2 separate regions of the Homo sapiens genome follow, and region 1 is linked to region 2. Evidence: chromatin loops called from intact Hi-C (ENCODE). Cell type or tissue: MCF 10A. All regions are shown on one strand. Links, peaks and the distances in the headings refer to the core of each region. The heading gives the core; the rest is flanking DNA.

Evidence for each region. Hi-C counts contacts between places; a loop is a spot of excess contacts. Peaks named below come from ENCODE experiments on the same cell type or tissue, not always from the same donor. Only the 100,000 strongest peaks of a DNase experiment are listed, where the experiment ranks them.
Region 1: a loop joins it to region 2, with 5 times the contacts of the local background. A loop is called at or near these places in 7 of 110 quality-filtered maps.

What each region holds. Positions count from the first base shown.
Region 1 is chr5:143,505,258-143,510,645 of GRCh38, reverse strand. No RefSeq gene overlaps it. Among named protein-coding and RNA genes, the nearest start is that of NR3C1, 100 kb to the right of the region's middle. RefSeq lists an enhancer at 3,128-3,422. In MCF 10A, for the core only: a CTCF peak has its summit at 3,156; a DNase peak (open chromatin) is centred at 3,215.
Region 2 is chr5:143,822,982-143,828,369 of GRCh38, reverse strand. No RefSeq gene overlaps it. Among named protein-coding and RNA genes, the nearest start is that of HMHB1, 14 kb to the right of the region's middle. RefSeq lists a silencer at 2,990-3,129. In MCF 10A, for the core only: a CTCF peak has its summit at 3,063 (motif pointing right); DNase peaks (open chromatin) are centred at 1,039 and 3,069.

The sequences.
Region 1 (5,388 bases), core at 249-5,248, 320 kb after region 2:
ATCCGTGCGCAAATGCACCAGGTCAGTCTGGTCTTTGACTCATTATGACCATAAGAATAACACAAGAGGATTCTGGTAAAGCAGATGTGGGTACCAGAAATGCAGGAAGGCTGTGCACGATGGCTCACACCTGTAATCCCAGCACTTTGGGAGGTCAAGGCAATGGATCACCTGAGGTCAGGAGTTCAAGACCAGCCTGACCAACATGGTGAAACCCAATCTCTACTAAAAATACAAAAATTAGCCAAGTGTCATGGCGCTTGCCTGTAATCCCAGCTACTTAGGATGCTAAGGCAGGAGAATCACTTGAACCTGGCAGGCAAAGGATGCAGTGAGCTGAGATTGTGCCATTGCACATGGATGGAGCGAAACTGTCTCAAAAGAAAAAAAAATGCTTCAAGAATAGCTATTTGGAACCCAGAGTTCTGATACTAGGCCTCAGTCTTATCTGTTCTTAGCTCTTGCTTGAGAAAAAGATTGCATGATTAAAATTAGTCTTCAACTACTTTGAAACCCTCTCTTTGGTTCCTTGCTGGTTAGTCAAACAGATTAACCAGGCTACTCTTTCTCAGTTTCCAAACCAGAAGTCAGCACTTCAGGGCAAAACATTTGACACATCCGAAACTCTTTTTAGTAGTGACAGCATTCTTTGTTCACTGAACATAGCTAGCTCAGTCATTCATTCAAAATTATCAGTAGACATACGACAGCTGCACGTCCTGACATAATGGCTGTACCAACACTTTTTTTTAAAGTGAGAAGGAGTTAAACTGAGGTAACTGAGATCATATGACAGGAACAAAACCCCAGCAACCTTGCCTCACCTGTTGGGAAATCTCAGCTAAGCCTGGATTTGAGCCACATATTCAAAGGGCCAAATATGCAGCTCTACCTACATTAGCTCATTTAATCTTCCCAACAATCCTGTTAAATTATCATATTATACTCATTAAAGAGAAGGAAAATAGAGCCAAGATTTGCACCCAGGTCATTTGCACTCTAAAATCCTCATTTTAACCATTACAACTCTCCTACTTCAACGTACACCTAAGCCTAAAGACAGAACCTTGGCAAAAGTACCATTTTTCGAACCAATTCAATTCATTTCAATGATGTTCTCAGTAGGATTTTATAGGCAGTAGAAACCCAAAGTCCATTTCTCTCAAAAGCCTGATTTTCTTCCAATCTTTCCTCTGGGAATAAAGTATCATTTCTAGAACACCTCAATTTAATGTAGATAAAGGATAACAACTTGTAGACAATAACAAGTTTAAATGTAGAAGGCAATAACACATTATTTTATATTTTTGTATGGTTGTTTTATTATACCTCTTTTGCCACATTACACTTGGGTAATACATTTTGGTTGTTGATGTTCCAATGTTGCATAATATATCAGGTTTCAAAATCTTTTTAGCAATATTATTTCATTTGATCATAGTTACAACCTTGTGAGGTAGGCAGATAGGAGACTATTATTCAAGTTATACAGTATGAAAACTGAAGCATTGTATTCCCAGTGCAGCGTGGCTGCTAAGAAGTTGAGTGGTTACTGGAATCCATGTCTGTTGAATTCCCAGATCAATGTTCATGTCACTGTTCCACACTGCTTCTTGTAAATCCAATGATACCCATTTTCATACAAGCATAGGTTTGCTTATCACCTATCTCTCCTACAGCTTTCAGAGATCCTGTGCAGGTCACTTTTGACAGGTGAATAATGAAAAGGTCTAGTATATTGGAAACCACAATGTGACCTAAAAGAAGAAAAGTGTTGCAAGTACAAGGACATTCATAATATTTTGCAATAGCAAAAATTTAGAAAATAACCCATCAACAAGAAAACAGATTAATAATGAAGCATTTATACAATGAAATACACAGCAGTGAAAACAAATAACCTCTAGCTAAATACAACAGCATGAATGAATCATGAATCACACACAGTTTGAAAGAAGTCAATATCAGAAGGATACATATAGTATAATGCTTGTACAAACTATAGAAATATGCAAAACAATAAGTTTACATATATGTGTAGTGAAAGTATTAAGAAATGCATGGAAATAGTAGTCACCAAATTCAGACCACTAGTTGCCTCTAGAGAGCAGAATGTGATCAAAGAGGACTAAGTAGGGACTTAAACTTGTATCAATATTGTTTTCATTCTTAATCTGTAGTCAATATGTGGGGGTTTGTAATATTTTTATTTACACATTTGTGTTTGTCTTAAATATTTTACAATACCTTTTTTTTTTTTTTTTTTTTTTGAGATGGAGTCTCACTCTGTGGTCCAGGCTGGAGTGCAGTGGCGCAATTTCAGCTCATTGCAACCTCCGCCTCCCGGGTTCCAATTCTCTTGCCTCAGCGTCCCGAGTAGCTAGGACTACAGATGTGTGCCACCATGCCCAGCTAATTTTTGTATTTTTAGTAGAGATGGGGTTTCACTGCTGGCCAGGCTGGTCTTGAACTCCTGACCTTGTGATGACCTTGTGATCTGCCTGCCTCAGCCTCCCAAAGCGCTGGGATTACAGGCGTGAACCACTGCCTTTGTCTACAATACCTTTTTAAAAAGAAAATGACAAAGGCAACCATTCATTCTGCAAACATTGACTAAAGGCAAGCAACATGCCAGACATTGTGACTGGGTGTTGAAATGTTGCAGTGAACCCTCTGATGCACTGGAGAAGATGGAAGAAGTGTGTTTAGTACTAGAAAGCATAGGGAGCTGTGGAAGTGTGTGCCAAGGAGTCCTAATGTAGTTCAGGTGACTTAGGAAAGCCTCCAAGAGACAATGAAGCTTAAGCTGAGACTGGAGAACGAAAAGTTGTACTTATCAGCAAAGAAAGGAACAGTTCAGATTGATCCCATTCAAAATTTCCGTGTCTGAAACTAAACATTAGCGCAAGGAAGGCAGAAAGGACAAGCCAGATCACACACCACAGGATCTCCTGTCCATTCCTTGCTAACATTTAGACTTCATTATGCACTGCCTGTAGCTCACATGGTGCCACATGCCAGCAAGTACCAAGTAGGGTGGGAAGGGGAGTGAAGGGAAGTGGGTATTCAAAAACATTTCAGTGACTTCACATTCTCCTGAGATCCAGAACAGTTCCCATATTCTCTCCTAATACAGAAGCAATTTCAGACACTGAGCATAGGGAGGCAGGGTATGAGTGTGAGCTGGCTGAGCCTTTCCCTCCCATTCCTGTGAAGGAATTACTCTGGCAGATTTCCACATTGTAGGTATTTTACCATTTGTCATAGGCAAGTTACACAACTCAGTTAGTGATTAAATTACCAACAGAGCTGCTATTTGAGTAAGGAAGGTTCAAGGTTGTTTCTTGCTCCTGCACTTTGTTTTAAATGCAATTGGATTAATTCTTTCTTAACCTCCTTGTTTAGAGGAAGAAAACAAAAATCCTGTCTGGTCTCCAATAGATAGGGTAAAAAGCGGCATTTTAACTAACTCATCAACCACTAGGATCCCTGTGTCTAACCTTGGTCCTTTGTTTAGATTTATAAAGTATGAGATCATTGTCAGTTTCATTTATCTCTGTTATTAAATGTACTGGGCCTCCTTCAAATGACATTATATCTCCTTATCTGATTCAAATAAATGTCTTACTCATGGCTAGAATGTAGATGGTGAAATCTCATTGTTAACTCAATAATTGAAATAATCTCATTGTTTTGCTTTCCTAATAGAATCTTAAATTGATTGCTCATGCCTGGAATTTCACTTAGTTTCACCAAACTTTTCTTAAAACTGCTGCTCTTATGCATTCTTTTTGTCTCAATGTTTCTACAAGGATGGAGCATTCTTGCTCTAAAGATAAATGCTTTTAACTAGCATTTCTCTTGGTCTGTTTATCTTATAAAAAATAAAAGTAATCACTCAATATTTGTGTTTGTTTCTATTAGTTATGATTAAATATACTGGTGGTATAGTTGCTAAAGGCACAGGCTGTAAAATAAGCACTAGGTTTGGATCCAAGCTCTGTGACCTTATAGTGACTTAACCACTGTTTTCTCATTTATACAATTGAGATAATAATGGCTATCCCATAAGAGTGTTGTGGGAATTCATAGAGATTATTTTGGGTATGTTACCTAAGCTGGGTGGCTCGTAGTAACCATTCAGATTTTAGCAAATAAAATACTGTACTCTGTATTCAGCTTGACTAGAAATGTGGTTTATCACTTAAAGGTTTGAATTGACCTTCTGAATTGTGACTCGTGAAAGGGATTTTCTTCCTGTCTTATACCATTCTGTACTTAGAGTGTTTGCATCTGAATCGTTAGTATTCCCTATCTTATGTATATAAACTATCCTCTAAATTAATTTTGTTTGATTTGGTTTTATTTTCCTGGTGATTTTCCCAGCTGCCCCAACTGCGACTCTTGGTATAGAAGAGGCAGTAGACTGCACTTCACCTTCTTCAGGTGAATGTCCCAAACAGAGCATTTGAGGTCCCCAGCTACAGCAGTCAGTGCTGCCTGGTAACTAAAAGCAGCAGCCTGCATGGCTGGAGGGAGTCAAGATAATGGAATTGGATTGTCACCCACAGTCAGCCTGAAACAACCATGGCTACCACCCCAAGTCCCATGCACTTTCTTGCATTTGGGGCTCTACACATACCCTTCCCTCTGCCTGGAACAATCTTTCCTACACTTCCCCCTTAATAAGATAATTACTACTCATTTATCAAGTCTCAACTTATATGTCATCTCTCTAAGAATTTATTCTCTGACCCACAGACTTAGTGGGAATCTCTATCATGTACCCCCACGACATTCTCAAATTATCCCTATTATGTGCAAGCAGTCCTTGTGCTATGGATTGAATGTGTCCCCCAAAGTTCATGTGTTGGAAACTTAATCTCGTATGTGACAGTGCTGGCAAGTGGGACCTAATGGGAGGTGATTAGGTCATGATCATTATCACTGGAGCAGGTTAGTTATCATGGGAGAGAGTCTGTTATAAAAACAAGTTGAGCTCCTTCTTGCTCTCTTGTGCTCACCCTCTCTTGCCCATCTGCCTTCTACATAAGATAATGTAGCACAAAGGCCCTTGTCAGATGCTGGGACCATGTTCTTGGACTTCCCACCCTCCAGAACCATCAGCCAAGTAAATGTCTCTTCATTATGAATTACTCTGTCTGTGGCATTCTGTTATGGCAGCATAAAACAGAGTAAAACACTTTGCTTTACACAGTTCCACTATGCATGAACTTCAATGACCACAATTTAGTTAAATAGCACCAGCCCTTCAACAACACAGTTCAAATTTCAGTAACCATGATATATGAACTATAAACTGTGAGCTGCTTGCTCTTTGGTCCACAAATCACTTCTTAACAGATTCACATCATGATCAGTAACCAA
Region 2 (5,388 bases), core at 270-5,269:
CATCATCTGAAACGGAGTCCCATCTTTACTTCTTAGATTCTTTCTGCAACAAACACAGACCACAGCAAATAAAGTTTCTGTGATCCAGCATTCTTGAAGAGGAAAGTCAGGTCATCTGGTTAACTGTCGCTGGCTTGCCTGATGTGTATTTTGATAAAAATCCTTCTTTCAAATTCTTCATTAAATTTATTCAGCATGTTAGGTCTTGGGATTACTAATCTTGATTTCATTGTTAGTCCCCGCTCCCTGCTGCAAAATTATCTTTGACACTGGTTTTCCTAGAGTATTCAAATCTTAAATTAGAAAGCATAAATTTTTCACATATTGAGTAGCAGCTATGTAAATGAAAAAAAGGTCAAAGTATTTGAGGACAAAAAAGTATTTTTCTAATATTTGTTATTTATATGCAATAATTGTATATGTATATTGAGTACCTGTGGTATTTTGATACATGCATATAATATGTAATAATAAGGGCAACTGGGATATCCATCACCTCAAACATGTATCATTTCTTTGTGTTGGGAACATTCCAAATCTTTTCTAGCTATTTTTAAATATGCAGTAAATTATTGTTAGCTATAGTCACCCTTGAACACTAATACTTATTCTTTCTATCTAACTGTATTTTTTTAAAAAAGAGTATTTGGCCATCATCTAAGTAAACTAAATGCTTTTTACTCTAAAGAGATAACAAGATCCAGGAGATGAAACCCCAGGGTAATTAATAGAAATAGTAGATGACAAATCTAGTTAAATGTTATTATTCCCCACTCCTTCCCCTCTCAACTCACCTTCTCTTCATTTTTCGTATGCTATCAAGAAAGACATTCAAAGACATGAGAAAGGCATTCACTGACATAAGGGAAATGGTACATGGAGAGTAAATTGTGGTGTGCATTTGAGAAAGCAGGTTTGCTCCAAAGAGAGGCTGGCACACAGTGATGTTTGCTTAGTGAGCCAGACTCTAATTTTATTAGCTCATTCTCATCTTTGAAAGTGCTAAATGTCTGCAGTTTCCCCTGGGCAGGTGATTCAGCACCTTCCACATCAAGGGCCAGATAGGGTTGCAGTTTCACTCTGTGTGACCAGATTATTGTTGTTGAGTCAAAAGGAACCTGACATTGTGTATATATATCAACGTGGTTCTGCGTATTTCTTTACTGGGATGTTTATTTTTTCACATGCACACACTTTCCTACCCAACCCTCTTTCTGTGTTGGCATATGCTGTAGTGTTTCTGCAAGATATTGGTTCATTATTTCTGACTCTTGTGACATTCATTCTTATTACTTGCCCTTAAGGACCTGTTTCCAGTCATTGCTGGAGGTGGAACCAGGGAAGAATAACACACACGAAATGATTTCTGGTTTTAATTTTAATGGCAACTGCAGTCTCTTTCCCTATTCAATTATTTTTCTTGGAAACAATTCCTGAGTGCCTAGTTTCAGGGGAAACCTTCATCAAATAAACATAATATCAAGTTTGTATTAATGTGATGGGATGGCGTTTAGTACAATCAAATCTTGTTACTATGACTTACAGCAATGAATAAAGAAAGGAATTCAAATTCACGATTATAAGTTTCATGGAGGAAGGAATGTGATTTTGTGTAAATATATAAAGCTTTGTCTATGCATATATCAACATTCATACAGGACATGCTATAGAGAAAATGAAATCCCTTAAACATGCTCATTCACTCAGTCAACCAACATAAGGGAACGATCTGATCAAGATGGTTCTACGTGGCTGGGTATGGCAGGGGAGCAGCTACAGATGGGGCCAGGTTATGAAAAGTTAGCCAATGCCACAAGCTATAAAGTACTCCTCTTCCACTCCACTAAGCACTTTTTTGAGTATCTGTTATGTACCAGACACTGAGAAGACTCCAGCAATGGGAAGGCAAAGAGTCTGCCCTCCTGGAAGTTATATTCTAATGGAGAACATGCATTAAGCAAATAAACAAGATAATGACGGGTAGTGATTACTGTTATGAAGGAAATTCATAGAAACGCATAACAAGAGCTGCCATATTGGGGAAGGAGAATGTTGGGGGAAGGAGTTCTTTTAGATAGGGTGGTCATTGCCGGCCTCTCTAAGAGGAGACATCTATACTGAGATGAAAGAAGAGGAAAAGCCAGCCATGAGAAGTGTGCAGAGAAGACTATTCCATGCAGAGAGAACAGCAAGTGCAAAGGCAAAGGCTGGCCATGTCGGAGTGATGGAAGAGGGCTCAGGTTGGCTGGAATATGGAGAGCCAAGGGGGCATGGGTATACAATGAGATTGAAATCACATATGGATGTCTAGACAAGGGTGAAGTGTTGAGTTTTAAACAGGACTTGTATCAGCTCATCTTGGCTGCTGGGAGGAGAGAGGATTGTGAAGGAGCTGGGAGGAGAAAAGCAGAGAGAGCCCTTAGGAGACAACTGTAGTCATCCAAACAAAGAGATAGGGAATGGAGCTAGTTAGTAGCAGATGAGATGGAGCACAGCGAATAAGACACATGATATGGAAAACCGAAGAGCCTGCTTATTTATTGGCTGTAATAGATGAGGAAAAGAGAAGACATAAACATGGCTCCTGGGTCTATTATGGCCATTTAGATTACTCTCAGGTGAGGCAAAGCAGATGCCCTTCCAGAATAATTTGCATTTTACAGTGAGCCCTGTGACTTTTTCCTTACAGAAAGAAAGTGGTCTGCAAATGGTTATAATACAGAGATTAAGAGGCCAAAGTCGTCGTTTAACTGTGTGATCTTAGGCTCGACGCTGCCCCTCTCAGAGCCTCAGAACCACCTTGATTAACCTCCAAAATCCCTTGGAGGTAATGAGTTTTTCATTGGTGCAGAAATAGCCATTCCCTTGGTAGAAGTAGGATTGTACAACTGAGAAGCTGAACCAAACACAACAATTGGTGGAGTGCGTTCCTCCCTCATTACCCTGTAATCTCCAAAGAACCTCCTCATAGGTGCTCTTCATATAGTTTATCTTTGCACCTTAATGTCAGCACAGCAGCAAGTCCATGGCAGGGAAGGGGCAGCCCAAAATACATCCACCAGAGGGCAGCATAGAGCTGTGCTTGCACAGATCAGCCCCTGAGGTCATCAGCCCCTGCTGTGGGAGCGTGCAGATACCTGCTTCCAGAGAAGAGCAGAGTTGGGGTCTGGAATCACTGCTGCTGAAGCAAACCTTTTGGCCAGGGTACTGAGAAGAGCATGAGAATGTCGCTGCTACAAACAGTGACAAACCCTAAATCCAACTGCAGCTTACACAGTCCAAAAAACAGATAAAATAGTATTTTTATCTTTAGCTGTCTTACATGGAGGGCTATGTACCTGGCACTGACAGATGGGTATACGCATTATCTCACTTAAGCTTTACATCAACCCTATGTGCTGCATCCTGTTTTTTATTCCTAGTTTACAGATGAGGAAACAAGTTACTGAAGATCAGTGATGGGGCAGTTTTCTCTAACTCTATAAAAGTCTGTTTCACTATAAAACCTCCTCCTCCAGGCTGTATACATCTGCTTGTTATTTTTCTAGAGTTCTGCTGGCTGCTCTGTGGATAGAAAGGAAGTATTACATAAGGATTATATAGGATTTGGCTCTTGCCCTTGAAGTACGTACACTTTCAGAATGGAGAGAACAACTTAGGTATCATACAAACAACTGTATATAATCCAGAGCTTCACGGCTTGGTAAAACTATGTTTTCACTACTCCCCAGTCTCAAGTGTTTTTCCACTGGTACTACACAATTGCTATAAACAAAGTCTTTTTCGTGAGAAGTGGTGTGCTGTAGTCAAACATTCAATCATTCATTCATTTGCTCTCCAAATATTTAATGAATATTTCTTACTATGACAGACACTGGATATCACACAGAAACATACTTCATCCTTGCCCTTGAGGGGCTTATAATTTAGTTTGGTATGGTGAAAAATGGACAATGGCAAGTAAACCAGTACATGTGGGATTATAATTATACATGCCATTAAAAAGGTCCAGTGGTTAGCTATTATCCCTAGTGACCTCAGCTCTTGGACCAATGATTTCCTGCTCTTGATTCCCGTGATCTCCTTCTCTATTGCAGCCACCGGGCAACCCTGCCTCGAGCAGGTCTTCTCTTCTGTGACCTTGACCTTTCTGAATCGCCTCTGTGATTGCAATCTCATGGACACATGTCTCTCACACTCCTTTGGATTCCAGCCAGCCTTTCCTCCACCCTCAGTGTATAATCCCTCTTTCTGTATTCTCTTGTCTGCTCAGGACTCCATGGCAGGTCAATTCAGCCATACCCTTGTTCCTGCTCTAAAATCCCCTGACCTTCCATGATGCCCATCCTGACCAATCCTGAGTCTACCTAGCACTCTGCCCTCTCTTCCCCAGCACTGCCCTGACCTTCTTCCCACTCATCCTCTCTGACCAAACCTCAAAGCTCCTCTGCAGACCTTTCAGGAGAACTTTCTTTGCTTCCTGTTTTATTCTCCATGGTCCCCATGTCAGGCCTTTTCTACTCCCCTCAATCCCAAATATACTAAATGCACATTGTAGTAAATGTAAGAAAACATGTGAACATCCTCAGCTTCCTTTGTCTTTACCTCAGAATCTTCCTCCACCTGTGCCCATTTGTCTTTGGCTCTCCAAGCAGAATAGGGAGTTTCTTGCTCTTGCAGGCACTTCATGATAAGGCCCAATGGTACTTGAAAAGAATCTTATAGCGGCACTCCATTCATTCCTTCATGCACGCCTACCTTTCGTACTGCATTCCACAGCTGTGTATTGACCACCTACTATTTTCCAGCATTACAGTTAGCACAAGAGATACCCCATAGCAGCCTAGGATCAGGGAGGAGCAGGTCAGGTAGACTGGAACATTATGGGAGAAATGGAGTGTCCTGGTACAAGGTCAGGCAGGTGTTGGGGGGTGTGTGTGTAAGACCTGCTCTGCACAACACCAGAGGTCATATTAACATTCCAAACTTATTCTAAAAGAAAAGGAAACCAGAAGACTGACCTGATCTGATTTGCAGTTTCCAAAGGACCACTGTGGTTGCAGTGTGGGGAATAGATTAGAGAGGGCCTGAGTGGAAACAGAATGGAGGGAACGATGGAAAGCTGGTACAGTAACCTGGGTGAGAGGGTATGGCTTCCTGTGCACAAAATCTCCACTCTTGAACATTCCGGCAGCCCTTGGACTCTATGCATCTGTGATTCCTCGCAAGTGCCCCAAGGCTCTGGCCCTGCTCTCCCTCCCCTAATTTATCTCACGCAGAGTCTTGTGCCCCAACCTGTACGCTACGCTCTAAATGACAAGAACCTCTCTCTGTTCTCTGAACAGTCAGGCACATTCCCTCCTCCAGGCCTTTGCTCATGCTGTTCTC